Linked DNA regions of Homo sapiens: all the other regions are linked to region 1. Evidence: chromatin loops called from intact Hi-C (ENCODE). Cell type or tissue: psoas muscle. All regions are shown on one strand. Each heading gives the region's core, and the rest is flanking DNA. Links, peaks and the distances in the headings are about the cores only. Region 1 holds the start of LOC107985584 (a long non-coding RNA gene). Region 2 has its middle 99 kb from the start of MED15. Region 3 overlaps MED15 (mediator complex subunit 15).

Region 1 (6,944 bases), core at 1,093-6,092:
GACAAGATCCCAGGATCTCAGCCTCTGCTCATGGATCAGCTCTGAGACCCCGAGTGAGCTGGGGGTGCTCTGTGCGCATTGGTTTCCCCAGCTGTCAAGTAAAGGGATTGGATGAGGAAGTCTTGTCAAGGTGGAATGATCTCAGATTTGGGGCAGCAGTGAAGGATCCCGCTCCCTGGGCCATGCCAGTGGCCCGGCCTCGGCTGAACACAGCCCCAACACTCTGGAATGGGGATGAGGGGGCAGTCAGCTCTTGCTCCTAGTAAGAGAGATGCAACAGGGCTCTGTGGCTGAGCTGGGTGCCTTGCCTCACACTTGTAATCCCAACCTTTGAGAGGCCGAGGCAGGAGGATTGCTTGAGGCCGGGAATTTTGAGAATAGCCTGGACAACATAGCCAGACCCCATGTCTACAAAATAATAAGAAAACACACAGCTATAGTCCAAGCTACTTGGCAGGCTGAGGCAGGAGGGTCCCTTGAGTCCAGGAATTGGAGGCTGCATTGAGCTATAATCGCACCACTGCACTCCAGCTTGGGTGACAAAGTGAGACCCTGTCTCTAAAAGAAAAAAAAAATTGGCCTGTGAGCATGGGTTTGATCTTCAAACAGGACCTGGAGGGTAGGGACAGACAGTGCTGTCACCCTTAGGTGCTGAACACTCAGAAACGGGCCAGCGGCAGCCCTTCCCTCACCTGCAGACACCAGATTGGGCAGAACAGCACGTGGCACTTGCAGCTCTTGCAGTGAGGGCAGAACCCAGTGTCAACCCTTCTGCCTGTGGGAGGGGCTGCTGAGGCCTGCGGAGAGGCCAGGGTGGAGGCTCGTCCCCTTGTCCAGCCCTTGGCGTGGTCTCCACCAGGTCCCCAGCCCACCAGTGCAGGGCGCCCCTGAGCCTGCTGCTGCCACGGGCCCTGTCTCTACCCAGGACGTCCCCCCACCCTCGCTGTGTCAGGGAAATGATCATGGTGGCGGTGACACTCCGCAGGCAGGGCTGCTGAGAGAAGCTGAGAAGGGTCACACTGCAGGCAGAGGCCCGTGTGACAAGCCCCTCTCACCCCGAGAGAGCTGACCAGGCAGCTCACGAGCAGAGCCACATCCCGGGAGTCCGAGAAAGGTCCTGGCTGGGCTCAGCCACCTCATTGGCCACGGGCAGCCTTTGTCGTGTGAGCCTTGCTCTCCTGGGGAGGCTCAGGCTGACGGCTGATGTGGGCATTGCCGAGGGTAACCTGTGGCCCAGTGTATATGGCCGGGTCTCCTCAAGCTGCATTCATTCAAGTAGGACCCAGGGTGCGTGCCCATCTCCAGCCCAGGGCAGCTCCCCTGTAAGCTGGGTGAGCTACTGAAGCCAAGGCAGGAGGCAGCTGACAACACCCACGGCCCATGCAGAGGTGGTGGAAAGGCTGGAGTCAGCAGCAACACCAAATCCCGGACCAGGCAGAAACCACCCAAGACTGAGGGGCTCGTGCCAGAGCGGTGGCCACAGGTAAGAACCCGGGCCCAGGCTGTGTGGCAGGAATCCTCCATGTCCCAGGGCTTAGCATAGCAAAGGAAGACCAGCCGGGTCACCCTGGTGGCCATCTGTCCCTGTCCCACCTGCAGAGTCAGAACAGCCTCTCCCCAGTGGGGATCATCTCTCTCTGCCAAAGCAACAGCGGTCCCTGCCCCAACCAGACTACCCCACTCAGTGGAGTTACGGATGCTGCTCCAGCATCCTAACACTGCCCAGCTGGTGCCTGCCTGTGCTCACCCGCACCCCCCAGGCCGGCCTTCCCTGCAGCCTGGGCTTGGCCACCTTGGCCTGATTGAGCACTGAGGCCTCCTGGGCACCCAGCCCCATCACTGCACCTGCTGCTTCCAGCCCCACCCCACAAGCTCAGGGGTTCTTCCCAGCGGCGCTGATCATGAAGTCAACATGCACGCAAGTCGTCTCAGGAAACTTTTTAATGAAAGTGTTGGCCACGGTGGTGTGTAGGTGGCTGAGCTCAGATTGCAGCTGCTGAGACACCAGCCACTTACCAAGAGAAAGCCAGGCTGCTTCAAACCCAGGGCCCGCGGCAAAAAAGCATCACTTCCGGCCGGGGAGTCTGGAAGCCACGCCTTGTGGGAGGTCACACTGGCATCTAGGCCTTCGCCTGCACTGCAGAAGGAGAGCCGGGTCCCCCTCCTGGAGAACGCTGCGTTCCCCAGCCCCACACCGGCTTTGCCACCACACAGGCTGTTGAGGCAGGAGGCGGGTAAGACGTAGCTGTAGACCCAAAGCAACCACCAGCCCTGGGACCCTGCGGGAGAGAAGCACTTTTAGAACATGGAAAAGTGTGGTCATCCCATCATTAGACAGCACACATCCTACATAAATAAAAAGTCGTATGGGGAAGGAGGTTGGGGAGGGAATAAAAAACTGGCACAGACATTGATAGACTGGTTTCCAGTTTCAAGGTAACAGATGCACATCATGAGACCAGAGGAGGCAGAGACAAGGGCTGGATTTGGCTTTTCTAAGCAACATGTGTTCCTGCGCAGGGCTGAATGGTCACTGAGACAGAGATGGAAGCCAGGACAGGGGAGCCCACTGGGCCCAGATAGGTACAGAGAGCAGAGGCTCCTGTTCTGTCCTCACCACCCATGAGGGTGACACTGCTTGTAAATGGTGGCTGTGCTCTCCCAGCAAGAAAAAAGCACAACTAAATCCACACTGCACAAAGACGCAGACAGAAAGCCTTCAAGTGGCTCTGTTTTCTGCTCCCTGCCTCATCAGGTCCACAAGCAGAGAGGAGTGTCAGGTACATATCCCTGCTGTCAGGCTCCCCAGTAAGCTGCGGGCTCAGCAGGAGCTGCCCACTGACACACAGGGGACACCCACTCCTGCCACCTTGGGAGCGGTTGCCAGACAGAGCCGTACTGGGTGCTGGTGTCATCCAGGGACCCCACACACTTCCTTAAATGTGATCCTGCTTCCCTCTGCGCAGCTGCATCCTCTCCTCCTGCAGGACCGTCTGGAAACTTGGCTCTCAGTTTGCTCTCCCTTCTCTCCTCTGCCTGCCCCAAGCCCCTCTTTCTAAAAAAGTGATGCCACGTTCATGGGATTATTTCTTGAAAATACTTGGCGGCCTCCATGCTTCTGTTTTCTTTGAGTCAGGTAGTCAGGAGGGTTTACAAACAATGCCTGGGCTCCCCCGCAGGTGCCGGCAGATGGGGTAGCGAATGGTCCTGTGCCTCCACCTGCTCCGGGAGGGAGTCTCCCGTCTCTAGGCCTGGCCCCTTCCTAACCCTCCACGTATCCTGTTCTCCAGAGACTTCAGAACCCACTCCTGAGAACAGCGGAGCCAGGCGCTTAGAGGAAGACCAAATGCTGCCAGGACACGGATTGTCCAGGGATTACATTCCAGCATCTTATTAGGTATCTGGATCTGTTGGGGAAAAAATTAGAAACTATGTATAAAACTTACAAATATTCAAGTATCAAAAGGTTATTTAGGATGAAAGTTTTAAAACAAGTCATCAGCAAGCTGCTACCACCAAGTGGAGACTTATACAAAAGTTGAGCGAGTCCACTGAGCTGAGAGGACAGAAATGAAGTCACCTGTGCTGGGGCAGGGGCAGGGACACTGGGGGCAGGGAGTGTGTGGGCAGAGAAGCCAGAGAAGTCCAGGCCTGTGGAAGCCAAACAGGAGAGCGTGGGCCGGAAGGGCGGTCAGGATCGGGGGACGAGGTCGCTCTCCCTGGAGAACGAACCCTAAGGTGCGTAGCCTGGGATTCCCTCCCTGGAGGTCCTGTCCCCCGACATTTCACAGGCCTTCTGAGCTGCTTTCCAAGGAGGACTAACACGGCAACAAAAGAACCATTTCTGCACAAAAATCCTGGAAAGAAAAAGAAGCAAGCCGAGAATGGAGTCAAAACGCTACCCAGTGCTGACTAAGCCTCTCAAACCCTGTTCTAAGTGGACTGTGGTTTCTAAGTCAGGGAAATGGAAGAGGCCCCACCCACACAGGGACAGGGCCACGGCCCCCACAGGATGAAGCAGCAGCGTTTATTCAAGATACAACAGTGAGGGAATCCGGTCACGTTCCCTTCTCCCCAGAGAGGGCGCATCTTGACAAGTGATCGAGTAGAAATCTTTTAAACTCTAAGTTAAGTTCATAAAAACCACTGGTTTCACTCTGTCTCCCAGGGCCAGGCCTGGCCTCTGAGATGCACTGGCTTGGGGCGCCCTCAGGTGGCTGCATGGAAAACCCACAGTCTGAGGCCAGCCTGGGGCTTTCAGACCTGGGCGGGATCTGCCCAGGCCACCTGTCCTTCTGCTTTGGGCCGCTGTCTCTTGGCAGATGGCCTGACACCTGGGGGTGGCCCAAGGATGCCTCAGAAAATCTTGATTCCCACTCTACAGATAGCCTGATTAGCCAGAGGTTTCCAGGCCATCTGTCCGCCTCCAGGAGATGGACTGGGACCTTTAGACATCGGTGGAGAACAGGATGCTCTGTCCCTTGCTGTCCGGGGCAGGGACGGCCTCCAGCCGCAAGAAGTACAGCAGCACCTCGACCTGCCCTCGCGGAGTGGGGAAGAGGAGAGTGGCTCAGAGGGGGGCTCACAGCTGCTGGTGGGGAGGTCTTTGGGGCCCAAGTCCCCAAGTCCACCTCAGGTGCTAGAAACCCCTGCTGGTGTCATGAACCCCTTACAGTGAGACGGGGGTGGGGTGGGGTCCTGACAAGGCATGACTTGTTGGGTGGGGGGTGGTTATTTATTTTAGAGATGCACAGGGCCTTGCTCTGTCCCCCAGGCTGGAGTACAGTGGCTCCATCATGGATCACTGCAGCCTCTAACTCCTGGGCTCAAGCAATCCTCCTGTGTCAGCCTCCCAGATACCTAGGATTACAGATGTGTGCCACAATGCCTGCCTAATTTTTCTTTGTATTTTTTCTAGAGATGGGGTTTGCTACATTTCCCAGACTGGTCTCAAACACCTGGGTTCAGTTGTCCTGCCTCGGCCTCCCAAAGTGCTGGGATTACAGGCATGAGCCACCACACCTGAACACTTGGGGTGGTTTTAAGCCCCCAGCAAGGTGCACCAGCAGGAGCAGGAGGTGGCCTAGGCTCCCCCTATCACTCCCATCCATGCAAACCTAGGCAAGTCCCTGTCTCTGAATCTCAGCCACCACCACATACAATGCAAGTTGGAAGATGGGCAGGACTGGGGGTGGGGCAGGCAGAGGCCACCTCTGTCAGGCTGGGGTTGCATGGGCTGGAGCCTGTCTTCCCACACCTGGGACATGACCTCCAAGGACCAGCTGTCAGTCATGGTGATGGGCTGGCCGGGGTTGGCAGGGAGCTTGCTCTCCTTCTCGGAGGGCCGGAGCAGCATGGGGCCAAAGACAGTGGCAAGGTTGTGCAGGGACATCTTATTGACTGCCTCCTTCTCTGCCACCCTGTAGAGGACCAAAGCAGAAGGTGCTGTTTCAACGCCACCACCAGGAGAGAGGCAGAGGGGCTGTGCCGTGCTAGAGTCCTCAGGGAGAGAGTGACCTCGACCCTGGCTATGAGCCAATGCGCCCGGCCTCTCACTCTTCTTTATTCAGCATAATTTATTCTGACGTATCTTCAGTGTAGGTATTCTCTTTTTATTCTCCTATTCCTGTTAAACCCATTGGGCTGAATGCTGTTTATTTCTAGAATGTCTACACCTGTTTTTCTGCAAGGTCATTTTTTTTTCTCGTTTGCTGTTCGTCACATATACTTTCAAGCTCATCGGTTCCCTCCGTGAGTACAGGTAAGTGGAGGAGCCTCATGGTCTGCCTCAGGTCTTTGAGATGTTGAGTCTCTGGATCTGGTCCTGCTGCTGGCCTTTTCTGTCCTTGCTCATGGGGCATTGTTTCCGTGAATGTGTGGTTACTTTTGACTGCATTACTCATTGTCCTGGAAAAATGACTTTGTGGGAATTTTTCAGACCTAGGGTAAAGATGCTTCCTCCAAACTAGGTTTACGCTTCCTTCTGCCAGGTACCTCAGGGCGCTGTCAGCCTAAAGCCAATTTAAACTAAATCCATCAACTGTGAGGTTTTGGAATCTTCTCACTGGTGTGAATTTGGGCCATAAGTCCCAAATTCTGTGGGGTGCTCTGTGGGGTGGGGACCAGCCTTAGAGTTCTCATCGGAAGCCCGGGGTGGCTGGATGGGGGCAGATGTTTTCAGGGCAAGAGCGGCTTGGCTCGCCTCTCTGGTTTCTGGTTTCCCCAGATGGTGCCTGGCGGCTCCTCACTGTCTTGTCAGCCCCTGGATGCCTTTAAGAAAACATCCTTTTATTTTGTCAGCATTTTTGGTACTTCTCAGTGTGAGGGCTGGTCCAAGTATTTGGCTTATCATAGTTTTACAAAAAGTTGGTTTCTATGAAATCTTAAGTCACCTCTTTTTTAAAAATGTACCTTTTAGTCCGGGCACGGTGGCTCACTCCTGTAATCCCAGCACTTTGGGAAGCCGGGGCAGGCAGATCACTTGAGGCCAGGAATTTGAGACCAGCCTGGACAACATGGTGAAACCCTGTCTCTACTAAAACTACAAAAATCAGTCGGGTGTAGGGCCAGGCGCAGGGGCTCACGCCTGTAATCCCAGCACTTTGGGAGGCCAAAGCAGGTGGATCACCTCAGGTTGGGAGTTCAAGACCAGCCTGACCAACATGGAGAAACCCCGTCTCTACTAAAAGTACAAAATTAGCTGGGCGTGGTGGCGCATGCTTGTAATCCCAGCTGCTCATGAGGCTGAGACAGGAGAATCACTTGAACCCGGGAGGTGGAGGTTGTGGTGAGCCAAGATCATGCGATTCCCCCTGCCTCAGCCTCCCAAGTAGGTGGGACTACAGGCAAGCACCACCATACCCGGCTAACTTTTTTTTGGTATTTTTAGTAGAGACAGGATTTTACCATCTTGGCCAAGCTGGTCTTGAACTCCTCACCTCGTG
Region 2 (6,944 bases), core at 1,001-6,000, 91 kb before region 1:
CACCACAGGCCTCAGGACAGCTGCACCCCACCCCCACAGGCCACCCTGAGACTGCACCCCAGGCAGGAGCACCCAGAACCCTCTCTGAAGAGGCCAGGCCAGCCCTCCTGCCCACTCACTCTGTGTTTGATGGCAGATGACAGCCGGAAGGATGCTCAGACCAAGCTGGTAATCTCATAACTCCAGAGGGGCTGCAGCTCCGGGTCCCCCTGGTACTCAATTTCAAACCTTTGCAGCCTGTTGATGATCTAGAAACCCAGGCTATAGGGTTGGGCCAGAAAACATGGCCCTGGCCAGGTGCAGTGGCTCATGCCTGTAATCCCAGCACTCCGGGAGGCCGAGGCGGGCGGATCACAAGGTCGGGAGTTAGAGACCAGCCTGATCGATATGATGAAACCCCGTCTCTATTAAAAATACAAAAATTGGCCAGGTGCAGTGGCTCACACCTGTAATCCCAGCACTCTGGGAGGCTGAGGCAGGTGGATCACGAGGTCGGGAGATCAGGACCATCCTGGCTAACACTGCGAAACCCCGTCTCTACTAAAAAAAATACAAAAAAAAATTAGCTGGGCTTGGTGGCGGGCACCTGTAGTTCCAGCTACTCAGGAGGCTGAGGCAGGAGAATAGCGTGAACCCAGGAGGTGGAGCTTGCAGTGAGCCGAGATTGCGCCACTGCACTCCAGCCTGGGCTACAGAGCAAGACTCCGTCTCAAAAAAAAAAAAAAGTTAGCCAGGCATGGTGGCATGTGCCTGTAATCCCAGCTATTCAGGAGGCTGAGGTGGGAGAATCGCTTGAACCCAGGAGGTGGAAGTTTCAGTGAGCCAAGATCATGCCACTGCACTCCAGCCTGGGCAAGAGAGGGAAACCTTGTTTCAAAAAAAAGAAAGAAGAGAAAAGGAAACATGGCCCCTGCACACAACTCAGAAGAGCCAAGCCATCTCTGCTCACAGGGGAGGAGGGAGCTGGGGACACGTCAGGGCCCAACCCATGCACCTCTGGGACTTGGGCCTCTCACCTGGTACTGGCCCAGGGGCGTGGGGATGAGTCTGTCCTCACCCGCGATGCAGTCCGGAGCTGCTTCTTTCCATTCTCATCCTGGATGGTGTCCAAGGCAAGTGTGAGAGACTCTGCGTGAGCTGCACTTCACTGAGCTACCAGAGAGAGAGAAGCTCCTCTGCCCTCAGTGTCAAGGCAAAGGAACACCAGTCTTCACCCCACCAGCCTCTAACAGTGGCAACGAGAGCACCCGGACATGACACTCGGGGTGTGGGCCTGCCTCCCACAACACCGGGTTCATCTGCATGGGGCCTGGGACGGATGCATGCTGACCATGGGCAAAGGGGGAGTGGATCCTTCGGGGAAGGGGACCCTAACGGCCGTGGAACAGGCCCCATTGCTCATACTCGGAATATCTGGCGCAGGTACGCCAGGGCCTCCTCCAGGCACTCGTCCATCTTCTGGACGCTGTCCTGCCCCATCTCGCCCAGGTCATGGCTGAATAGGAGCCGTTGGTGTCTGTGGGGCCAAAGCCCAGCCACAACAGGAAGGAGTGGCCAGCTGGAGTCTCCACACACTGGTCCGAGATGGACCTGGCCGTGTGCTTGGCCTGCGTGATGAGCTGAGTAAGGTGCAGGACCTGCAAGGGAGGCGAGGGCAGGTCACCGGCAGGATACGCCTGTACTGCCACCCAGGCAGGCTGGCTGGGGGCCCTAAGATGGGTGCACAGCCAGATCACTGAGTGACGGGAGGAGCAGCTTCTGCTGGAGGACTTTTAAAGACTAAAGAATGATCTTCTAAATGTGAAATTTCCCAACACTGCCTTCGTTATCAGAAACAAATCAGACTTTACTGAAACGGGGAAAGGAGATGTGCGTCAACTCTCCGCCCAACCTCCCTCCCTCCCGCCAGAACACAGCACTTCCCTGCCTCTGCTCAGCCTTGTGGCTCCAGGGGTCCTGTGAAGGGGCACCGCCAACCCACTCACCAGGGTGTAAGCCTCGGGCCCGAACATCGGGTGTACTTGCAGTCCTGGCCCTCCAGGCCATAGATGTGACTCTTCACATTGAAGGAGGCATCAGTGACCACTGGTGGCCACTATGACAGGATGCTGCTGGCGAATGTGCAGGCTGTGAAGAGTCGGTGCTGGCGGTAGGGGGATGACGAGCTCCGGCTCCGGGAACAGCTGCTCGAACTGGAAGGCAGGAGACGAACCTAGCGCCCACTTCCGGGGGCACAGAGAACCTGGTTGCTGCCCACAGGTTTTCAGGATGCCTCCGAGGTATCTGGGGAGCCATGACCCAGGGGTGTCCTCCTGAGGTCCTGCCCAGCAGTGTCTCCCATGTAGCAGGTGGCCGACATGGGGAGGGCAAATGAGGGAGCTGGTGGCTCACAGAGCCCCCGACAGTGTCTGCAGGAGGGCAAACACCAGGAGGAGTGACAGAAGCCAATGTCCAACCCAGCCAAGACAAACGCATGCCAGAGACCAAGACCGCCTCCCAAGGATGCTGCCACGAGTTGCCAGGGAGAAACTGTGGTGCCATGGGCCCGCAGCTTGGTCTGTGCAGACCCCCTCTGTGGGTATACCTGCGGTCTTCCACCCAGTGCCTGGTGCCTGGTGGCTGCAGGGCAGGCAGGGTCCAGCCGGTCTCAGCCTTAACTGTGCAGTGTTATGGATGACAGCTCAGGAGACTGTTGGCAGGCAGGGAGGGCAGGACACAGGCAGGTGAGACCCAGGCCCTCTGAGGTTGCTGCATCCTTAGCAGGCCTGAGGCCCCTTTCCAAGAGGACTGAAGCCACCATGGCAGAGGCCAGCCCAGAGCCTGAGGGGGCTGAGGGAGGATCCCCCAGAGGGTCCAAAGGGGAAGGCCTCGGGCAAGGAAAGGAGAGGTCAGTGGCCACGCCAGGTGCCATGGAAGCCTGGGGGGGTCTGCTGTGAGGATCAAGCAGGAGATGAGGGGAAGGTGGCCACTGGTCTGCTCTGTGCTGGTAAGGAAGGGTTAAGGAACAGTTTGGGGGTCACCATGAAAATTTGTCTGGGCCAGAAGGGAGAGGGGACAGGTCACCCACTGCTTCCATGAGAAACCCATTCTAGGGCCTGGCGAAGTTGAGCCTAGGAAGGGCTGGTCTGTGCTCCACTCAGCAGCAGCTGGGAGAGGGCCAGGGCCAGGCTGACCCCAGCACAGGCCGCTGTCTTGGCCTCCACCCACTGGAGCAACATTTGCCCAGGGGAGCCAGTGGCATGTGAGGAGAGGGGGCCAGGGCTCACCATTTCTCAGACACACTGGGGCTGGGAGTTGCTGCTGGCAGCCTGCTTGTCAGCTGCATACCACCATGGCTGCAGGTAGCTCAGCCACACCTCCAGGACCTGTGGGGGAGGTGTGTGCTGAAGGCCCAGTGGCTGGGGCCAAATCCTCTGATGGCCTGGAACCCAGGTACCCAGGTGGCAGCTAAGTTGGCTCTTCCCACGTCCCCCAGAGGGCGCAGGAGAGACGCGCACAGCCCTGTGAGATTTGGTTCTCTCACTGCTCTTCAGAAGCCAGGGTCATGGGCGGGCTCTTCCCGGCCCACGGGACCCAGTGCTACCTGGTTGCGTAAGAGTAGAAACCTGTCTGGCACCAGACAGGTGGGATGGGGCAGGGCTTTGCTGTGCCTGAGGGTTGCCTTTGGAAACTGAAACAGAAAGAACAACGTGGCCCTCCAAGGCCCCCTCCTCTCCAAGGTCTCTGTGACAACACTTGTTCTCCTTCATCCACCCCAGGGGACCTCCCTCATTGGGGCACACAGAAGACACAGGCACACATGTGATGGGGCCGACACTCCTAGCTCTGAACAATGCGTCCAAGGGCCAGTGGCCAAAGCAATGCCGCAGGAAGAGGTAGAGTTTCTGCTGGACTAACCTCGGGACAGCGGCCTGCAGAGGAGGGGAGGGTCACCAGCCGCTTGCACAGTAAGGTGGCCCTGCTCACAGATGAGCCCGGGGTTCCCATTAGTGAGGGTTGGCTCTGCTGGGAGAGAGCACTAGGCACTTCTGAGTGGTAAGAGCTGGTTTCAGCCCCATTCTTCAGAGGAAGAAACCGAGGTTAGGGAGCATCCCGAGGACACAGCATGCAGGCGGCCAAGCCATTGCATCTCCTGCACACACCTCACCTCAGCCCCACACAAAACAGCCCACTCTGCCAGCCCCGATGGGCCTGGGAGTCAGGACCCGCCCCAACCCTTCTCCTGACGGGTGGGGAGGAGCAAGAGACGGCACCGTGATGGGGCCTTTTTGGCCAGTCTGGAGAGAGAGGCTCTGGGAGCCAGAGATCAGCCGGCAGCCCCACCAGGCTAGCTGAGAAGGCACTTGCGTAGCCCTCCAGAGGCCTCACGTGCTCTGTGAGCAGGAAGGGATTCCCCTCACCCTGCCCCCCATGCCCCGGGGAGAGGTCGCCGTGGGCAACACCGGAGGAGGGGAACGAGGAGGAGACAGCAGCGGCTGGAAGCCGCAAGGGCCACCCACTGTTTGAACTCCCCCAGCGGGCTGGTGGTGTGGGAGTGGACGAAAGGTGAGACCTGCTCTGGCTTCAGGCTGTCGGCAAAGGCGTGCAGGTGCTTCAGTGGCAGGCGCACCACCAGCATGTGCCCCTTGGTGGGCATGAACGACTCCTAGGTGGAGGAAGAGGAGTCAGGGCCTGGGAAGGGCTGCAGCACGTGGCCTCCAGGTCTGACCACAGCCCGCCCTGGGACAGCTGATCTGCCTCCACACAGGAGGCACGAGCCAGGCAAAGAGTGGGGCCACCACTGTGCCTCACACCCAGCGGGTGTGCCTTGCACTGCTTGGTCTGAACTGCGACCAGCTCGTGGTAGGGAAGTGCTTGGCCCAGCGCCCACACAGCCTACCTGGGGAGAACTCGCTGAGACAGACGCATCTGCTTCTGCACCGCTGCACACCCGCGGTGGGTGGCACAGGGCTATGGCCCGCCAGACTGTGCCCTTGGCCATTGCTGCCTATCTTGATCCTCATGGCAGGAGGAGGCCGATGTCACCCCCAAGCTCTGGATCCAGGGTCTCCCAGGGAAGATGGCTAAGGCCAGGAATTCGAGATTCGCTTGGGCAACATAGGGAGGCCCTGTCTCTACAAAAATTTTAAAAAGTTAGCTGGGCATGGTGGTGTGCACCTGTAGTCCTAGTGACTCAGGAGGCTAGGGTGGGAAGATCGCTTGAGCCCAGGTGTTCTTGGTGCAGTGAGCTAGGATCGTGCCACTGCACTCCAGCCTGGGTGACAGAGTAAGACCCTGTTCAAAAAATAAGAACCTTCACTTTTCTCCCCAATTCCTTCCATCTGCTCCTCATTCTGGACACAGCTGGATGAGGGCTCACCCTGGGAGAAGCGCTGGGCATCAATTCCTCTGTTGCCCACAGACCTGTGGTCAGGAAAACCCCAAGACAAGAGCACAGTCAAGCTAACAGGCCAAGCTTTTGATTTACAATGTACAAGCAGGATCCTGGAGACCTACACCCAAGAGGAAAGCCTTTTTGCTGGCTGTGGGCTTTCTCTGGTTGCTCAGCATTGAGAGGGCAGGGGGGAGCATCAAGAGTGGATGAGGGCAGGAGAAGGGGGCACTGAGGGTGGGCCCCTGAGTCCGAGTGGACATGCTCGCCTCTCCATGCTTACCCCCAGCCCTTTGGGCCTCAACACATCTGTGATGCTGAGACTGGTGCAGGGCCCGGCCTCTGGGTATATCCTGGGATGCTGCAGAACCCACATGGACCACTGCTCACATCACTGCCCACTCAAGTCTGCCCGTCAGGAAAATGTCCCCACAGGTCCAGGAGACACACCCCACAGATCAGTGGCTGAGGCTGGGAATGGAGGTATTTTCTTCTTCTTCTTTTTCTTTTTTTTTTTTTTTTTGAGACAGGGTCTCACTCTGTCACCCAGGCTGGAGTGCAGCAGCACAATGTCGGTTCACTGTAACCTCTGCCTCCTGGGCTCAAGGGATCCTCCCACCAAAGCCTCCCGAGTAGCGGAGACCAGAGGCACATACCAACATACCCAGATAATTTTTCTATTTTTTTGTAGAGGCAGGGGTCTCATCATGTTTCCCAGGCTGGTCTCAAACTCCTGAGCTCAAGCAATCTGCCTTCCTTGGCCTCCCAAAGTTCTGGGATTCCAAGTTTGAGCCACCGTACCTGGCTATTTTCTTCTATCTCTATCTTTAAGTATTTAGGCAATGAATTTGCATTGCTTTGGAAGGAAGGAGAAAACCAGTACCTATACGGCCCGACTAGAATGGTACTAGTGGGGTGGGAAGTTAGACCAGGGTCCTTCTCCTCCAGTCTCACCCCTGGCCCTCCCTCTGATCCTGGCCTGGGATCCTGAGCCATGACATCCTCCCTGCAGCTCACGGGAGGGGACAGCATCCACATAGGAACTGGGAACCTGCCTTCCCCTGCAGGTTCACTTACCCAACATCACCTGGTCCTTCCAGAGGGTCTGGAGGGGCCAGTGTCTGCCCCTGCCCCCAGCAGTCACATGAAAGCCTCTCAGGCTATTTTCCCACAGATTTGCTGAGCCAAACTTTTCCCTCAGCTCTGTACCCCTCCTGGGCCACATTCCCATGTGTAGTCCCTGGCCACAGTCACACCTGCTTGCTTCTCAAAGATGTGTACCCAAAGCCCCGCATTTCCCACTGGGCCCAGCCTCACAGCACCTCAGCTCACTCCTCCAGGGTCTCCCTGGTCACCTGTCCTGCCATGGGGGTTGCTAGATGCTTCCTGGACACTGCCCTGGCCCAAGCCCTCATGTCCCTCTTCTCCAGTGGCTCCTGCGGAACAGGGACGCCATCACATGCAGTGGTTGCCATCCCAACCCACCGGCACTTGGGGCCCACATGTTTTTTTCATCTTGCGCTCAAATTCCCATTCAATCACGTGTGCTCCTTCGCAGGGTGAACGGGACAGA
Region 3 (5,000 bases), core at 1-5,000, 130 kb before region 1:
GCAAGCTTCAACAATTTCAGAAAATTTAAAAGTATTGTCATACTTTTTGTTGTTGTTGTTTTGAGACAGAGTCTCACTCTGTCACCCAGGCTGGAGTGCAGTGGCGCGATCTCGGCTCACTGCAACCTCTGCCTCCCGGGTTCAAGCAATTCTCCTGCCTCAGCCTCCTGAGTAGCTGGGATTACAGGCACGTGCCACCATGCCCGCTAATTTTTGTATTTTTAGTAGAGATGGGTTTTTGCCATGTTGGCCAAGCTGGTCTCAAACTCGACCTCAAGTGATCCTCCTGCCTGAGCCTCCCGAAGTGCTGGGATTAGAGGTGAGAACCACCGCGACCCGCCGGTCATACATGTTTTATGAATGTCAAATAAAGTTAGAAATCTGTCACAAAATAAATTAAAAATTTTTTACACTTGGCCAGGCACAGTGACCCACGCCTATAATCTCAACACTTTGTGAGGTCGAGGCAGGAGGATCACTTGAACCCAGGAGTTTGAGATCAGCCTGGGCAACAAAGTGAGACTGTCTCTATAAAAATTTTACAAATTAGTTGGGTGTGGTGGCATGCACCTGTAGTTCCAGCTACTCGGGAGGCTGAGGCAGGAGGGTCACTTAAGCCCAGGAGGTCAAGGGTGCAGTGAGCCACGATGGTACCACTTCAGTCCAGACTGGGCAACAGAGTGAGACCCCACCTCAAAAAAAAAAAATCTTACACCCATCAGAATTGCTAAAATGAATAGTGACAGCCTCAAGTGTTGGTGACAGAGAAACTGAATCACTCATATATTGCTGGTGAGAATGTAAAGTGGTTTTACCTTCTTTCAAAATGAAATATGCAACTCAGCAGTTACACTCTTGGGTATTTTTCCTAGAGAAATGAAAACCTCGCATAAAAACCCATGCACGAATTTTAACAGCAGCTTTATTTGTGGTAGCCCAAATCTACAGTTACCCAAATGTCCTTCATGTAGACGGTTAAACACACTGTGAGGTGCTTGTACCATGGAATACCCTGGCAGTACTGTTGCTAGAACTACAACCTGTATGCTGAATGTAAAAAGCCGATCCCAAAAAGGTTCATACTGTATGGTTCCATTTTTGAAATATTATGTATAATTTTGAAATGACAAAATTTTAGAAATGGAGGATGCTGCAGTGGTTGCCAGAGTTTGCGGGTCAGGGTTGCTGAGAGAGGTGGCAACACGAGGGATCCTTGTGGTGTGGGGACTGTGTAGTGTATTGACTGGTGGTGACTGAACCCACCCAGGTGGTTAAATTGTCCAGAACTTAGTACACACACCCACACAAGTGAGCACACATCGTGGTTGTGATACCTTGTAAGTTTGTAGAATGTTACCATTGGAGGAAACTGGGCAAAGTATACAAAGGATCTCTCTATATTTCTTTAATACAGCTTTATTGAGACATAATTCTCATTAGCATACAATTCACCCATCTGAAGTGCTCCACTCGGTAGGTTTTAGTGTAATCCACAGAGTTGTGCAGCCATCAGCACAATTTTAGAACATTTTTATGTTCACCCCAAAAGAAACCTCACCTCAGAAAATCTTGTAATTGACTGTTCATATAAGCAGTTTTCATAATAGCCACAAAGTAGAAGCAGCGCAAATGTTCATCACAGGAAATCGGTGTAGTAGAATATTATTTGGCGATAAAAATAACACAGAAAAACTGATAACATGCCACGACATGGGCGAACTCGTAAATATTATGCTAAAGAAGCTAGTCACAAAAGAGCACATGTTCGATGCCATTCGTACAAAGAGTCCGGAAGTGGCCAATCCATAGAGACAGAGAGGAGATTACTGATTGCCAGAGTCTAGGCTTCTTATTTATCCAAAAGACTTAGTTGTCCCTTTTCTTTTGTCTTTGGTTATTATAGAGTAACTCATGATAGGAAATCCCAAAATCAACACAAATGCTACTTCGTATTCTATCTTTCTGTCTGTGGTAAATGGAACGTTCAGATTCCAGCGGCAGCCGTGGCAGTGGGGCTTTTGCTGGCTGTTTTGTCCCTTGCTGTGCAGCCCTGCAGCGTTTCTGGGAATCTGCCCTGTGGACTGACTGGCGACTCTGGTCTTTTCTCAGCCCAGCTGCAGCTCCAGCAGGTGGCGCTGCAGCAGCAGCAGCAACAGCAGCAGTTCCAGCAGCAGCAGCAGGCGGCGCTACAGCAGCAGCAGCAGCAGCAGCAACAGCAGCAGTTCCAGGCTCAGCAGAGTGCCATGCAGCAGCAGTTCCAAGCAGTAGTGCAGCAGCAGCAGCAGCTCCAGCAGCAGCAGCAGCAGCAGCAGCATCTAATTAAATTGCATCATCAAAATCAGCAACAGGTACCAGGTCCCCTGTTCCTGCTCTTGGCCTCCCTCCTGCAGCGTGAGCCCTGGGCTGGCATCAGCCACAATGCTGGGTGCAGTGCCCGGAGCCAGCCGAGGGTTCTCTTGACACGTGTGCCTGCCCTTTTCCATGGGCTTCTCAAAAAGTCTGGGACAAGGCCGGGCCCAGTGGCTCATGCCTGTAATCCCAGCACTTTGGGAGGCCAAGGCAGGCGGATCATCAGGAGTTCAAGACCAGCCTGGCCAGCATGGTGAAACCCCATCTCTACTAAAAATACAAAAAATTAGCTGGACATGGTGGCGTACACCTATAATCCCAGCTATTTGAGAGGCTGAGGCAGGAGAATCGCTAGAACCTGGGAGGCGGAGGTTGCAGTGAGCCGAGATCGCGCCGCTGCGCTCCAGCCTGGGCAGCAGTGAGACTCCGTCTCAAAAAAAATAAAAATAAAAAAGGAAAACAAAAGTCTGGGACAGGCAGGAGAAACAGGCCCTGACTCACTAGGAAGGTTCTGTGATCGAGCCCTTCCATTTGGGCTTGGGCATCTGGCGGTGGGCCTCCTGTGTAGTTCAGGGGCTGCGAGGGATTCAAACAAGAGTGAGCTGAAGCAAGAAGTGAGACGAACACTCTGAGGCTTGGGACTACTTGAGCCATTGTGGGCCATTTTGGCTGAGGACACATGTGCCTCCTGTTTACCTCTGTGTCTTGGGTTCTGGGCTCAGTGTTAGTCGACCTCCAGCTGGTGTTGCATGAGGTGATGGTGATGTCATGTTAGCAGCACTGCTTCTCAGAAGTTGTTCAGCTTCCCATGGTTTCCATAGAGAGTCTAGACGTGTTAAACATCTGCCCTCACAGCAGGTCTTGGTTGGGAGAGGAAAGCCCCAAAGGGCCCCACCACCCTCCCACCCCTTCAGGCCTCAGCTAGCTGGGCTTCTCTGGATCTTGGCACCCCTCTCCCAGAGCTGACAGTGCATCTGCAGCCACACTTTTCCTTCTCCTGCTGACAAGCAGACCTTGACCGTCACCGTGAGGCTCATGCCACTGACCTATAGGGGCAAAGCAAGCATCGTTGCAGAGGCTTCAGAAATCTGCAGTTGCCCCAGCTTTTATCCTAGCTTCCATGGAGCTGTACCTATTCCTTGTCATCTTTTGCTGAAGTTTCTAGGTATGCCCTTTGAACCATCCTAGTGGAATGGTAGACCAGAGCCCAGGCACACACTTGGTGCCTCCCCGGTGTCAGGAAGGCAGCTGGTGTTGGCCTCGGGGGGCCCAGAGCCTTTCTGTGGGAGATGTGCCCCTCCCCGTGTGAGTGAGAGGTCAGCCTGTCAGCCCAGGAAGGCCTTTTTTTTTTTTTTTTTTTTGAGACTTTTTTTTGCCTCTTACTCTGTTGCCCAGGCTGGAGTGCAGTGGTGTGATCTCGGCTCACTGCAACCTCTGCCCCACCAGTTTAAGTGATTCTCCTGCCTCAGCCTCCCAAGTAGCTGGGATTACAGGTGTGAGCCACCATGCCTGGCTAATTTTTGTATTATTAGTAGAGACGGGGTTTCGCCAGGTTGTCCAGGCTGGTCTCGAACTCCTGACCTCAGGTGATCTGCCCGCCTCGGCCTCCCAAAGTGCTGGGATTACAGGCGTGAGCCACTGCACCCAGCCAGGAAGGCTTTCTTGATGGCTCTGCAGATGGCCACCTGGGCTTCCTGAGGCCCAGACTGTCACAGGGAGGAGCTGGTGCCACAGAGGCAGATGAGTGATAACCGAGTGCTGCTTGTTCTGTCTCTAGATACAGCAGCAGCAACAGCAGCTGCAGCGAATAGCACAGCTGCAGCTCCAACAACAGCAACAGCAGCAGCAGCAGCAGCAGCAGCAGCAGCAGCAGGCTTTGCAGGCCCAGCCACCAATTCAGCAGCCACCGATGCAGCAGCCACAGCCTCCGCCCTCCCAGGCTCTGCCCCAGCAGCTGCAGCAGATGCATCACACACAGCACCACCAGCCGCCACCACAGCCCCAGCAGCCTCCAGTTGCTCAGAACCAACCATCACAACTCCCGCCACAGTCGCAGACCCAGCCTTTGGTGTCACAGGCGCAAGCTCTCCCTGGACAAATGTTGTATACCCAACCACCACTGAAATTTGTGAGTACCTGTGGCCCACAGTGGAGCACATGCAGCCCGTGGCTCTGTCAGCAGTAGTTTCTAGGCTCTTTGGCTAGAGATAGCATATCCTATTCTTCAAGTGCTGAGACTTCAGGCAGCCCCCACCCCTTGCCAGCCCTGCCGACTCTAGCATGGCTCAGCAGGGAAGCATGTGTTTTGCATTTTGTGTTCTGAGAGCTGCTTCTGCACCCCGCACAGGGTACTGCTGCTGCTACTGGGGCACCAAGTCGCATTCCAAGCAGTGTGGCTGATTGCAGCAGTTCTGTGGGCCCTTTCAGGGTGTGAGCACTTCGACTGATGAGCACCACATGAAAGGATGTGCCAGCTCCGTCAGTGTCTGGTGGTTTGCCAACTACTCAGAGTTAATGTTCTAAGCAAATATCTTTTTTTTTCCTTTACACTCTGCCAAGTCTCAGGAGAACAAAGTTCATTACTATATTTTTGAGAGGAGTATTAATATAAAATACTGTTATTCCTAGTTTCATTTTGTATCTCTGCACAA

The links. Peaks named below come from ENCODE experiments on the same cell type or tissue, not always from the same donor. Only the 100,000 strongest peaks of a DNase experiment are listed, where the experiment ranks them.
Region 2: a loop joins it to region 1, with 5 times the contacts of the local background. A loop is called at or near these places in 34 of 110 quality-filtered maps.
Region 3: a loop joins it to region 1, with 9 times the contacts of the local background. A loop is called at or near these places in 32 of 110 quality-filtered maps.

What each region holds. Positions count from the first base shown.
Region 1 is chr22:20,693,515-20,700,458 of GRCh38, forward strand. LOC107985584 (a long non-coding RNA gene) reads left to right here and starts at 2,022. Exons shown (of 2, transcript XR_007068010.1): 1 at 2,022-2,234; 2 at 3,291-3,415. It also overlaps the pseudogene BCRP5. RefSeq lists an enhancer at 3,218-3,834. In psoas muscle, for the core only: CTCF peaks have their summits at 4,205 (motif pointing left) and 4,407; DNase peaks (open chromatin) are centred at 4,187 and 5,495.
Region 2 is chr22:20,602,912-20,609,855 of GRCh38, forward strand. It overlaps the pseudogene SMPD4P1. Among named protein-coding and RNA genes, the nearest start is that of MED15, 99 kb to the left of the region's middle. In psoas muscle, for the core only: a CTCF peak has its summit at 3,443 (motif pointing right); a DNase peak (open chromatin) is centred at 3,510.
Region 3 is chr22:20,562,341-20,567,340 of GRCh38, forward strand. MED15 (mediator complex subunit 15) reads left to right here. Exons shown (of 18, transcript NM_001003891.3): 6 at 2,110-2,348; 7 at 4,127-4,477. Among named protein-coding and RNA genes, the nearest start is that of MED15, 57 kb to the left of the region's middle. RefSeq lists an enhancer at 2,238-2,287. In psoas muscle, for the core only: a CTCF peak has its summit at 2,137 (motif pointing right); DNase peaks (open chromatin) are centred at 2,141 and 4,791; H3K27ac peaks cover 726 bases.